Regions from separate parts of the Mus musculus genome. Here region 2 is linked to region 1. Evidence: chromatin loops called from intact Hi-C (ENCODE). Cell type or tissue: heart. All regions are shown on one strand. Links, peaks and the distances in the headings refer to the core of each region. The heading gives the core; the rest is flanking DNA.

Region 1 (5,386 bases), core at 332-5,331:
AGCACTTGTCTTTAATCCCAGCACTCGGGAGGCAGAGGCAGGGGGATTTCTGAGTTCGAGGCCAGCCTGGTCTATAAAGTGAGTTCCAGGACAGCCAGGGCTACACAGAGAAACCCTGTCTCGGAAAAACAAAAACAAAAACCAAAAGAACCTTCTGGAGAGACAGCTCTGCTGTTAAGAGTCCATGCAGATTTCTTAGGGACCGCAGTTCCCTAGTTTCCAGCATTAGCGTTAGGTGGATCACAAGCGCCTGTAACTCCAGTTCCAGGGAGCCAATGCTCTTTTCTAGACTCAGCCGGCACCTGTACCCTTGGTCACATACTCCACCCCCTACATACACACATATACATAATTACATCTCTGGGTGGTGAGATGACAGATAGAGGCACCTGATGGCAAGATGGGGAAACTAAGCTTGATCTCTAGGACTCACACAATGGACAGAGAACTGACTCTCAAAGTTCTCCTCTAACTTCCACACAGACTCCATTGTATTATGTGTGCACATTTACAAAATAAATACATGTAAAATGTAAAAAGAGGGAGTAGGAAGAAGATAAGACAGCAAGCTAGTAAGGGGGTGGGAGGCTTAGAAACAGTAATTTCTGACACTCTTACCTGGGAACCCAGCCAGCAGCCTCAGCTATGTGAGTCTGAGTGACCATTGCGGGTGCAGGGGTATATGGATTCCCAATCAGAACACTTCCTGAATTGGCAATTCTCTGCGGTGTGCTTATAATCTGTAAAGTTGGTAACAAGAAAATAAAATTTTATTCAAGCCTTTAATTCCAGCCCTGGGGAAGCAGAGGCAGGAGGATTTCTGTGAGCCTGAGGCTAGTCTGATCTAGAATTCCAGGCCAGCTAGGGCTACATAGTGAGACCCTGTCTCAAAAAAATAAGCATATATATTTAAAAGGCAACTTTTTAAAAAGGAAGGGGGAGCTGGAGATGGAGTTAAGAGCACTGGCTGCTCTTCCAGAAGACCTGGTTTTGATTCTCTGTACCCACATGGTGATGGCAGCTCACAACCACCCGTAATTCACCCACTCCAATTCCACGGGTCCAGTGCTCTCTTCTGGCCTCTTCAGGCATCAGGTACACAAATGGTGCATAGACACAAATGCAGGTAAAAGACCCATATAATAGACAGACAGACAGGATGCTTTTGGCTAACATGTGGGGAAGAAGTGCCGTCAAGAGCTCTTAATGATGATCATCTAAGCAATCACTAGTATCTTTGGTTTAATTCTATCTTAGCATCTTAGAACAGCAGTACCCTGACTCCTGACATGATGTCACAGTGTAGATTCAAGTAAGTGATCAGCAATTGAGGATTAACCTGACAACTGACAATTTCTTACTGTCAGAAAAATGAACAGCTTTTTTCCTACGTGGTAAGCACTTTGGGAGCTGGAAAGATGGCACCCTGGTTAAGAGTGCTTGCTGTGTAGCTGTAAGGTCAGGAGTTTGAATCCCATCAAATAATAAGCTGGGCACACCATGCATACTTACCTGTAAGCCCAGTTCTGAGGGAATTAGGGAGAGAGGAACTGTTAGTGCTTCTAGTATAGCTGAAAATATGCATGCTCCAAGTTCAGGGAGATGCCCTGCCTCATGCATTCAAATTAGCAGAGAATATAGCAAGGTAACTGATGCATGTTCCTGGCCTTCAAGCACACATGTATGTAACATGCCCGTACACAAATCAGCTTTTAATCCTAGTACTTGGGAGGCAGAAGTAGGAGGATGTTAGCAAGTTTGAAGCCAATTAGGGCCACCAAATGAGACACTATACTAAAAGCAAGCAAGTAAACCCTCCAACCGGTACCCATAAGAGGGAAACAAAAGCTTCATTTGAAATTGAGTCTACAATTGTAGTAGAGCCTGATTTATGTGACCTAGGAGAACAGTAAAGTAGATCTTCAGAACTCAATATACATACAAAACCACTATACAATCTGGATTGTTATACGATGCAAAATCTAAGTTCCTTGAAAAAGCCAAATGGGGCCTGGAGAGATAGCTCAGCAGTTAAGAGCACTGACTGCTCTTCCGAAGGTCCTGAGTTCAAATCCCAGCAACCACATGGTGGCTCACAACTATCCTAACAAGATCTGATATCTTCTTCTGGCATGTCTGAAAACAGCTACAGTGTACTTACATATAATAAATAAATAAATCTTTTAAAAAAAGAGAGGAGAGGAGAGGAGAGGAGAGGAGAGGAGAGGGGAGGGGAGGGAAGGGGAGGGGAGGGGAGGGGGGAGGGGAGGGGAGGGGAAAGGGGAGAGGGGAGGGGAGGGGAGGGGAGGGGGGGAGGGGAGGGGAGAGGAGGGGAGGGGGGAGGGGAGGGGAGGGGAGGCGGGGAGGGGAGGGGAGGCGAGGCCAAATGTACCTTCTGTACTGATCTGAACTTCAGAATTTCAAGTCAGTGGAGAGTTAGAATGTTACAGATAGAGAGCCAAAATGATATTGGAGTATTTTTGACAGTCATTTATCATCAACCTCTGTATCTGGCTGAACACCCCTTTTGGCTTCTGAGAATCCAGACTTAGAGCCTGAGAAAAACCCCTGTGTTTCCACACACCTCCTGGAGCAGTTTCCTAGCCTGAGAGGCTCTTTTAAGAGGAGGCCCATGAGCTAACTCAGCTGGCGGGTACTGGAGCCTCAGAGCATCTCCCAAGCACAACAGGGTTCCAGAGAAGGGTTGGAAAGCATGAAAACGAGAGCTAGGCAGCCAGTGGGGAAAACACAGCCTGAAGCAGTTCGGAGTCAGACAAAGAGAGGGACTGACCAAAGGGGTGGAACAAGAAGCTAACAGCCAGTGCAAAGAGTTAGCTGAGTGGCTGGGAGACTTGGCAGGCACCAGCTACAGATACATGGAAATAGAAAAACTGAAAACTCAACAGACTTCATAAGATACTTGGAAAGTCATTAAGAAGAGAAAGATTAAAAAGAAAAATGTCTCCTGCGTTAAAAAATGGAAAACACAATGACACAATGCATCTAGACCCCATCACTTATCAGCATACAAATAATTATTTTTCAATAATAATTGCAATTTTATATATCCCTTTTTTAAAAATCAAAAGAAAGCAAACTTACAAATGGAAAAGATTGAAATATTAAATGCCAGTGTTAGCAATAATAATAAACGGATTGTAAAATCCTCTCAGAAAAAGGATCTTTGGAGGAACCCAATCCAAAGCCTACAGAGCCACCTTGTGACAAGATTGCAGAATGCCAACCTATTAAATTCCTAAATAAAGAGACTATGCTGAGTTAAGAATAAAGATTATGTTCAGAACAATGTCATACAATAGATTATATATTTCATTTTATAGAGTTTGGAGAATTAATATATGTATATATTTTAATACATCAAACAATTGGTAGTCAAGATTTTGATGTTTCTGCCTTGAATTCTAAAAAGGCTGATTGTGAGACTGCACATTTATTAGAGATGGTGGCTATCTTGGAAATCCTTTACAGACTAAAGTTGATGGTACTTTAATATATGTATTCTTAGAATACGATATTTTAGATATTATGGCAGAAAATATATTACTGGCATATCTCATAATCCTACAAGTTGGACAATTGTGAAAGGATTTAGCTATACTTCAAAGGAGTAAAACACAAGAGCTACTGAGAGACATTGGGCTATGGGGAAAAATTGCCGAAATAAACCAACCTATATATTATAAGGATGTCTTTAATGGAAATAAACCAACCTATATATTATAAGGATGTCTTTAATGGAAATAAACCAACCTATATATTATATGGATGTCTTTAATGGAAATAAACCAACCTATATATTATAAGGATGTCTTTAATGGAAGGTAGGAAATACGTTACGTTAGAGAAGAGGTTTTGCCTTGGTTTTAACAGAAGAAAAGCTAGGGGTTCCATCATAATAAAGATTAGATCTGACAGACCTCCTGAAGGTCCCATCCTGCCTATAGCCTATAGCAGGATGGGAGAAACCAAGAAGAATAAAACAGGTAAAGTTTGTGCTGCCTCTGGACGTGGGAACATTTCTGAGACAGGCTGACACATGACAGTGTCTCTGTAAAGCCAACAGATCTTGTTGGCTACAGAATCTTCAGGAATTATTACATGCCATCCTTCAAATGGCATCGATGAAAATTTGTATTACAGGTTGGTTATATAGTTCAAACTAACTTTTGCCTGCTCAAAGAATCACCTTTAACATGCCAAACATGCATTCATGCAAAAATGTGTATTACAGTTAAAAGCTTGTAGGTTCACAGAGACAAACAACCAAACCCCAGTGATGTTAGAGCGGCCCTGACAAGACTCACCCTGAAGGACGCTGAGAAGGATGCTGAGACATATTTATTCCAGCATCCTGCTACTTCCAGCCAAACAGTCAGGACTTCATTTAAGCCCTGCACTTTCCCATCACAGAGGGACTGGACAACAAATGTTACAGCTAGCTTTCTTGAGACTGGCCATGTCCCAATTTTATACAGACTCCTAAAAGGGGCTGACACCCCCAGATTGCAGGAAGCAATTTTAAGAGAATGGCATCTCATTCCCAAAAATTGATGTGGGTGGATTTGGTTACTCAGTGGGAGGATTATTAGTGGTCTTGGTCAGAGAGGTTAGATTCAGGGATTTCTGTTTCTTTCCTCTGTCCGTCTCTCTCTCTCCTATCTAGTGTTAGAGAAAGAGAGAGAAGTTAGAAATAATAGGATAAAGGGGTAGATTGTTGAATCTACTTTTAGACCAAAGAATATTAACGAACCAAATATTTTACATTTGGGAGCCGGGCGTGGTGGCGCACGCCTTTAATCCCAGCACTTGGAGGCAGAGGCAGGTGGATTTCTGAGTTCGAGGCCAGCCTGGTCTACAGAGTGAGTTCCAGGACAGCCAGGGCTACACAGAGAAACCCTGTCTCAAAAAAAAAAAAAATTTACATTTGGTTTGGATTTTGTATATTGATACAGATTAAGGCTATATTTCATTACAACATACTATGAATATATGTTTCAACTCTTGTTTAAGGTGTTGTATCTATGCAATGCTTCAAAATGCAATATTAAGTTCTAGTTTTTTAAAGATGCTATTATAAACTGTTCATGTTAATTAAGAAATCCAAGTGAATAGTTAGTCCATCAAACTTATGGTCATGTTAGGTACGAGCTTATTAGTTAATTAACTGGAGTATTCCATCAGCTTCTTTACTGCTCTGCTCCTACAAGAGGAATCTTCACAAGACTATCCTAAGTACTCTATGTCTCACTTGTACAGCATTGTTACTGAAGAATTATTTTCTGTTATTAGAAGCCTGGAGCTTAGTGTTACTGATATAAAAGACTTTGAAAGAGGATGAGAAAGAAAACATAAGAAAAAACAAGTT
Region 2 (5,386 bases), core at 74-5,073, 270 kb before region 1:
GCATATACCCAGTTTTGAAGGCCAGAAATGCTTTTAGCTATTACTAAATAGATGTCCCCTGGAGGATGGAACTGGCTTTGTTAAGAACCTTTGTTCTAGGACTAAAGCCTAGTAGAGCTTGTTATGTAGTAGAGTGGGTACTCACTTGCCATAGCAAAGCAAAATGGGTCACCAGGATGGCTCAGCAGGTAAAGGGACTTCTTAGAGGACCTTATTGCTGGGGTCACAGTGATTGGAAGGAGGGTACCAGCTCCCATAGTTGTCCTCCAACCTCCATGTGTGTGCTGAGACACACACATTCACATAAAGTCAGAAAAAAATGTAAAACAGTGTTTTCAATATAATGAGTATGCATGGTAGTAACTGGAAAAAAATAAGTAAAAATAAAAATATATAAATGCCTACAGCATAAAATGTCGATATAAGACCTACAATATGTAAAAAGGAGTGTGACTAGAAACTGAGAAGTCTTTTTAAGTCTTTAATTTTTTGGTCCTTAACTTGTTATTCATTCACATAAAATACATTATTATAACCCTGAAAAACTTGGAACAAAAAATTATCTTAGGATATAGCTAAACTAAACTTGAAGAAAGTAATGTTTCGTTATCACAATCCTAACTTAGTGAACCAAGTTAGCAAGGCTAGTCTTAAAGCCTGTTGAGTTTCTATACATGATTTAGCTGTTGATGGCCAAGAACATTTTTACTGAAGTACCTGTTTAGACTGAAGACATACTTTCTCGAAGACTCTATGAGTGAAAATGCTCCCATCAGATAGGGCTTGGTTTTGTTTTATTTTTACAGAGTCTCAGTATATAGCCTTGGCTATCCTAGTTCTTAGTATGTAGACCCGGCTGGCCTCAAACTCACAGGTAGCCACCTGCCTCTACCTCCTAAGTGCTGAAACTAATGGTGTACACCACTATGCTGAACCTAAATTTTTTTCTCCTTTAGTTGAAAGCTTTTGAGAAAATTTAATAATATGCTTTTAATTTGTAAAATAAAATTACAAGTTTTGTATACTCACAAATAGATTCTAACCATAGTACATTTACTGTCTCATGTATATCTGTAGTCCTGAGGTAGCATAAGATAGTTTGTCCTAAAATCTTAATTATCGCCAGGCAGTGGTGGCACACGCCTTTAGTCCCAGCACTTGGGAGGCAGAGGCAGGCAGATTTCTGAGTTCGAGGCCAGCCTGGTCTACAGAGTGAGTTCCAGGACAGTCAGGGCTACACAGAGGAAACCCTGTCTCCGGGGGAAAAAAAATCTTGATTATCTTTGTGTGTGTCCATGTGTCTTTCTGTCTGTCTATAGATCGGACCTAGGATTTTACATATCCTAGACTGTTCTGTCTCCAGCCTCTATAATTAAGGAATTACGAGTGTCCATGTAACTCATCCATACTGGCATTTATACTAGTGACTTTTAAGTGACTCGTAACTAAATCATACGCTGTTGCCCACACAGTAAAAGGAAAGGTAACCAGCAGAGTTCTGGATACAAGGTGGTTATGCAGTTTGGTGACAGAAGCACAGCACTGTGAGGGAGTGAAGATGTTTACAGCTCTAAGTAGAGTGAATCTAAACCAGCTCCTTACCTACAGTTACTTACGTCTGAGTGGTTTCACATCACACATTGGCTTTTATCTGATACTTCTTCATATAATGCTAAGAAGTGAGATATTCAAGTAGCCATTAAACTCCACTGGTGGATGGCCCATCTATTAGAACTACAGATGAGACAGCATACTTTGTTACTGTTGTCCCTGGATACTTGAACCTGCACCACCAAGACAAAAAGGATTCTGTTCTTGGTTGTTCACTTACCAAGATTCCCTTCCAGCAAACTGGAAGGAAGCCTCTTGAGTGAGTGCTCTGGTGGGCGAATCACAGCACCCATAGCCCCAGCTTGCTGCGCCTTCAGTCCTGTAGAGGAAGCACTCGTCCCTTGATGTCCTTCTTATAAAACTATGTGCTTTTGTCGTGTGTATCCTAAATCCTAAACAAAATAAAGTTAAAAACAAAAGCGAAGACAGCAATACAGGCCAGACAACTGGGAGCATAATATCTCTTGGATAAGCAGATAGATAGGATTCCTCTCTAAGAGGGGGAGGTGCTTTGTGAAGTGCTGTTTCCTCTTTCCACGTGCTGGGAAGCCCGTGACTAGTCCAGCTTACATACTCATGAAGCTAAATGCTGTTCACTGAGTGGCCTCCTGTTTCTAGCAATGGATGCTACAAATTTTCTTGAGCCACATCCTTATATTCTGCATAGAAAATTTGTAAATATTTATATTTGATTTTAGGTTAGCTCATTTGTCAAGGTCACCAGTTATATATAATAGAAATCAGCAAGCTATTTTCTATGAATAACCAATGAATGGGAGGGCTTATTGGTTACATAAGACCAATAAATCCTTGTACTTGTATTAAATATCCCCCTTTGGTTCCATCCAGTAGTCACACACAGTATTTATTTGTCACGATGGAAAACACACTGTAAAATAGTACATGAGAGCCCTGTGCCAGTGTTTGCTGCAAATCAAAGATGAGAGTTTTAAAAGGGAAGAAAAATAAATGCTTTGAGCCAGGTGGTGGCAGCACATGCCTTTAATCCCAGCACTTGGGATGCAGAGGAGGGTAGATCTCTGTGAGTTTGAGGCCAGTCTGGACCACAGAATGAGTTCTAGGCCAGCCAGGGTACCAAAAATATGGATAAGGGCCAGATGTGGTGGTATATGCCAGTCATCTTAGCACTGAGGAGGCTGAGACAGGAAGATTACAGTGTGTTTGAGTTCAGCCTCAGAAATAGTGAGACCCTGTCTCAAAACGAATTACAGTTAAGGATTATAGATTGAGTTATTTCTCTAGGTAAGTACATTCAGAATTTGAGTAAGTTAAGAAACAATTTTTGCCTTTAATCCCAGCACTTAGGAGGCAGAGGCAGGCAGATTTCTGAGTTCGAGGCCAGCCTGGTCTACAGAGTGAGTTCCAGGACAGCCAGGGTTATACAGAGAAACCCTGTCTCAAAAAACCAGAGAGAGAGAGAGAGAGAGAGAAACAATTTTTTAGAACGCCTTTCTTTTGTAAATTGGGAACTTTGTATAACCAAATGTATTTTATTTCATAGATTACTATAAGATGAGCCTCTTTGATCCAAGATGATCTAAGATCTGAACTATTGCAATATTTAAAACTTCTTGAGTGGACATGATGTCACAGTGGAAAATTAAACACTTCATCTCAAGTGATAGGTCACAAACTGCAGGTGTAGTAAAACAAAAACTATATGAAATTACCCTTAGGCTATGTATATGAATTTTGTTTAGATATGAGTCCAGTCCCCAAGATACCTTACTATATATGCAAATGTTTCAGAATCCTAAATCTAAAGCACTTTGGTTCTAAGCAAGAGATTTCCAACCTGCATATATATATATACTTTAATAATAAGAAATTCCCTAATATAATCAGTGACATGCAAGATAAAAGTTTGTTTGTTTTTTAAGACAGAGTTTCTTGGTATAGCCTTGGCTATCCAGAAACTCATTGTAGACCAGGCTGCCTCAAACTCAGAGATCTACCTACCTTTGCCTCTGGAGTGCTGGAATTAAAGGTGTGTGCTGCCACCACCACCTGACAGATAAAATAATTTTTTATAATATACCTTATTTACTCACACACTGTAATACTTCCCCATCTCCCCATTTAGTTCTTGGATGAAATTTCATCTACGGAAACTAAAGAGTCCAGTGGTACGAGTGAGCCTGTGCACCTGAAAGAAGGGTAATTAACTAAATGAGACATGAAAGTTATAACTCACTGTAGACAGTAAGTACAAAGAACATGGCTTTGAGAAGGAGGACACCTGAGTTTTCATTCTGTTCCAGAGCTTCCTAAGCGGCTTCAGCCAGGTAAATCACCCTCACGGCCCTGTCTGCTCCGTCTTAGGACAGCACACGCTGACTACACAGTCCCAGGCTGTTCTGTAGTTAGGAAATGGCTCTGTTTCCTTACCGAGGAGTGGTTGTTACTAGGAATAATGAGATGGAAATAACTTTCCTGGCCCTTTTTATTCTGTATAGCACAATTCTAAAACGACATTACTTAGAAGAGGAGAGGTGCCTCACTCATGGTTAAGAGAGGTAGTGGCTCCTGTAGAGGACCTGGGTTCAATTCCCAGCACCCATAGAGCAGCTCACAACTGTTTGTAACTCCAGTTCCAAGGGATCTGATGCCCTCTTCAGATTTCCACAGGCAATGTACACTGTGCATAGATGTCATGCAGGCTACGCCATTCCTAAAAGGAGAACTAAGACAGCCCTGCATTGATAGAAGGACGTCCTGAGTCATCCCCAGACGTCACTGCTGTGCACTAGTAGCCGTGCATGGCCGCGATGGCACCTAACAGTCAGGGTCAGCTTGGTTTCAGGGCAGTGGTTTGCACCTCTGAGGGTTAAATGTTTGCTTCTGTCTGTTATGTTGGCAGTGAGATGTATAAGAGAGCTCAAGGAAGAACCCGTATTGGAAAGAAGAACTTCAAGAAACGATGGTTCTGCTTGACGAGCAGAGAGCTCACCTACCACAGACAGCAAGGTAGAGTTGTGCTTGGGCTTCGTTGTGGCTTTACTCTGCTGGTTCATGGTGCCGCGGTGATCGCTGCACAGTAAATGGTTCAGAGTGTCTGTCCCACAGTGACACACAAAACTGAACTGAAGTGTTTCTTTTATCACATTATGTAGTATATAATAAAACTATAACGTAAAAGCCTGGTGTAAACCAGTTTGAGAATAAAACAACTGGACTTGGTAAGTAAGACAGTATAACAATACAAAGCAGAAAGGCACAGACTTAACAGGTTAACTAACAACCACAAGCACTCAGCTAATCTGTTAACTCATGGTGCTCAGTAGGTTTTGAAGTCCCATGAAATCTGATGGGTAAATACCAACTAGGAGAGCTTCTCCTATGAATACCGAAATGATGACATAAAGGCCTGATACAAGGTACTTTGAGAGAATATAGAGTGCTTCATTGGGAATTCCTGAATAGTAGAATAATTGAGAAGAGAGATATTTTAAAGAGATGAGGTCTTGACCCAGAACTCTGGGCTTAAGCAGTCTCTTGCATCAGCCTCCCAAATAGCAGGGACTACTGGCATGTGTGCACATGTGCACACACACATATGAGCAGTTTAACCTGAAGGAATGAATAGACATGTATATTCCAAGTATATTAATAAGAAGTTTTTTACAGTGTGTTGCATTTTAGGCATCTGCATAGTTTGTTACAGTATATAATATGTATACAGTATATAAATATGTAACTAACGATCAGTAGGCTTACCTTTGTTTTTAAAGCTGTCTTTGAATATTTCAGAATT

What was found. A loop is a pair of places that touch in the nucleus more often than their neighbours do. Peaks named below come from ENCODE experiments on the same cell type or tissue, not always from the same donor. Only the 100,000 strongest peaks of a DNase experiment are listed, where the experiment ranks them.
Region 2: it touches region 1 in a loop (3-fold over the local background); 7 of 42 quality-filtered maps call a loop at or near these places.

What each region holds. Positions count from the first base shown.
Region 1 is chr9:96,282,955-96,288,340 of GRCm38, reverse strand. Tfdp2 (transcription factor Dp 2) reads right to left here. Exons shown (of 13, transcript NM_001184706.1): 5 at 619-740. It overlaps Gm39408 (a long non-coding RNA gene), which reads right to left and starts at 4,848. Exons shown (of 2, transcript XR_871038.1): 1 at 3,732-4,848; 2 at 3,072-3,691. In heart, for the core only: a CTCF peak has its summit at 3,214 (motif pointing left); no DNase peak of the experiment used is centred there.
Region 2 is chr9:96,551,516-96,556,901 of GRCm38, reverse strand. It overlaps Rasa2 (RAS p21 protein activator 2), which reads left to right. Exons shown (of 24, transcript NM_053268.2): 18 at 3,716-3,789; 19 at 4,493-4,599. Among named protein-coding and RNA genes, the nearest start is that of Gm28729, 29 kb to the right of the region's middle. In heart, for the core only: a CTCF peak has its summit at 2,603 (motif pointing right); no DNase peak of the experiment used is centred there.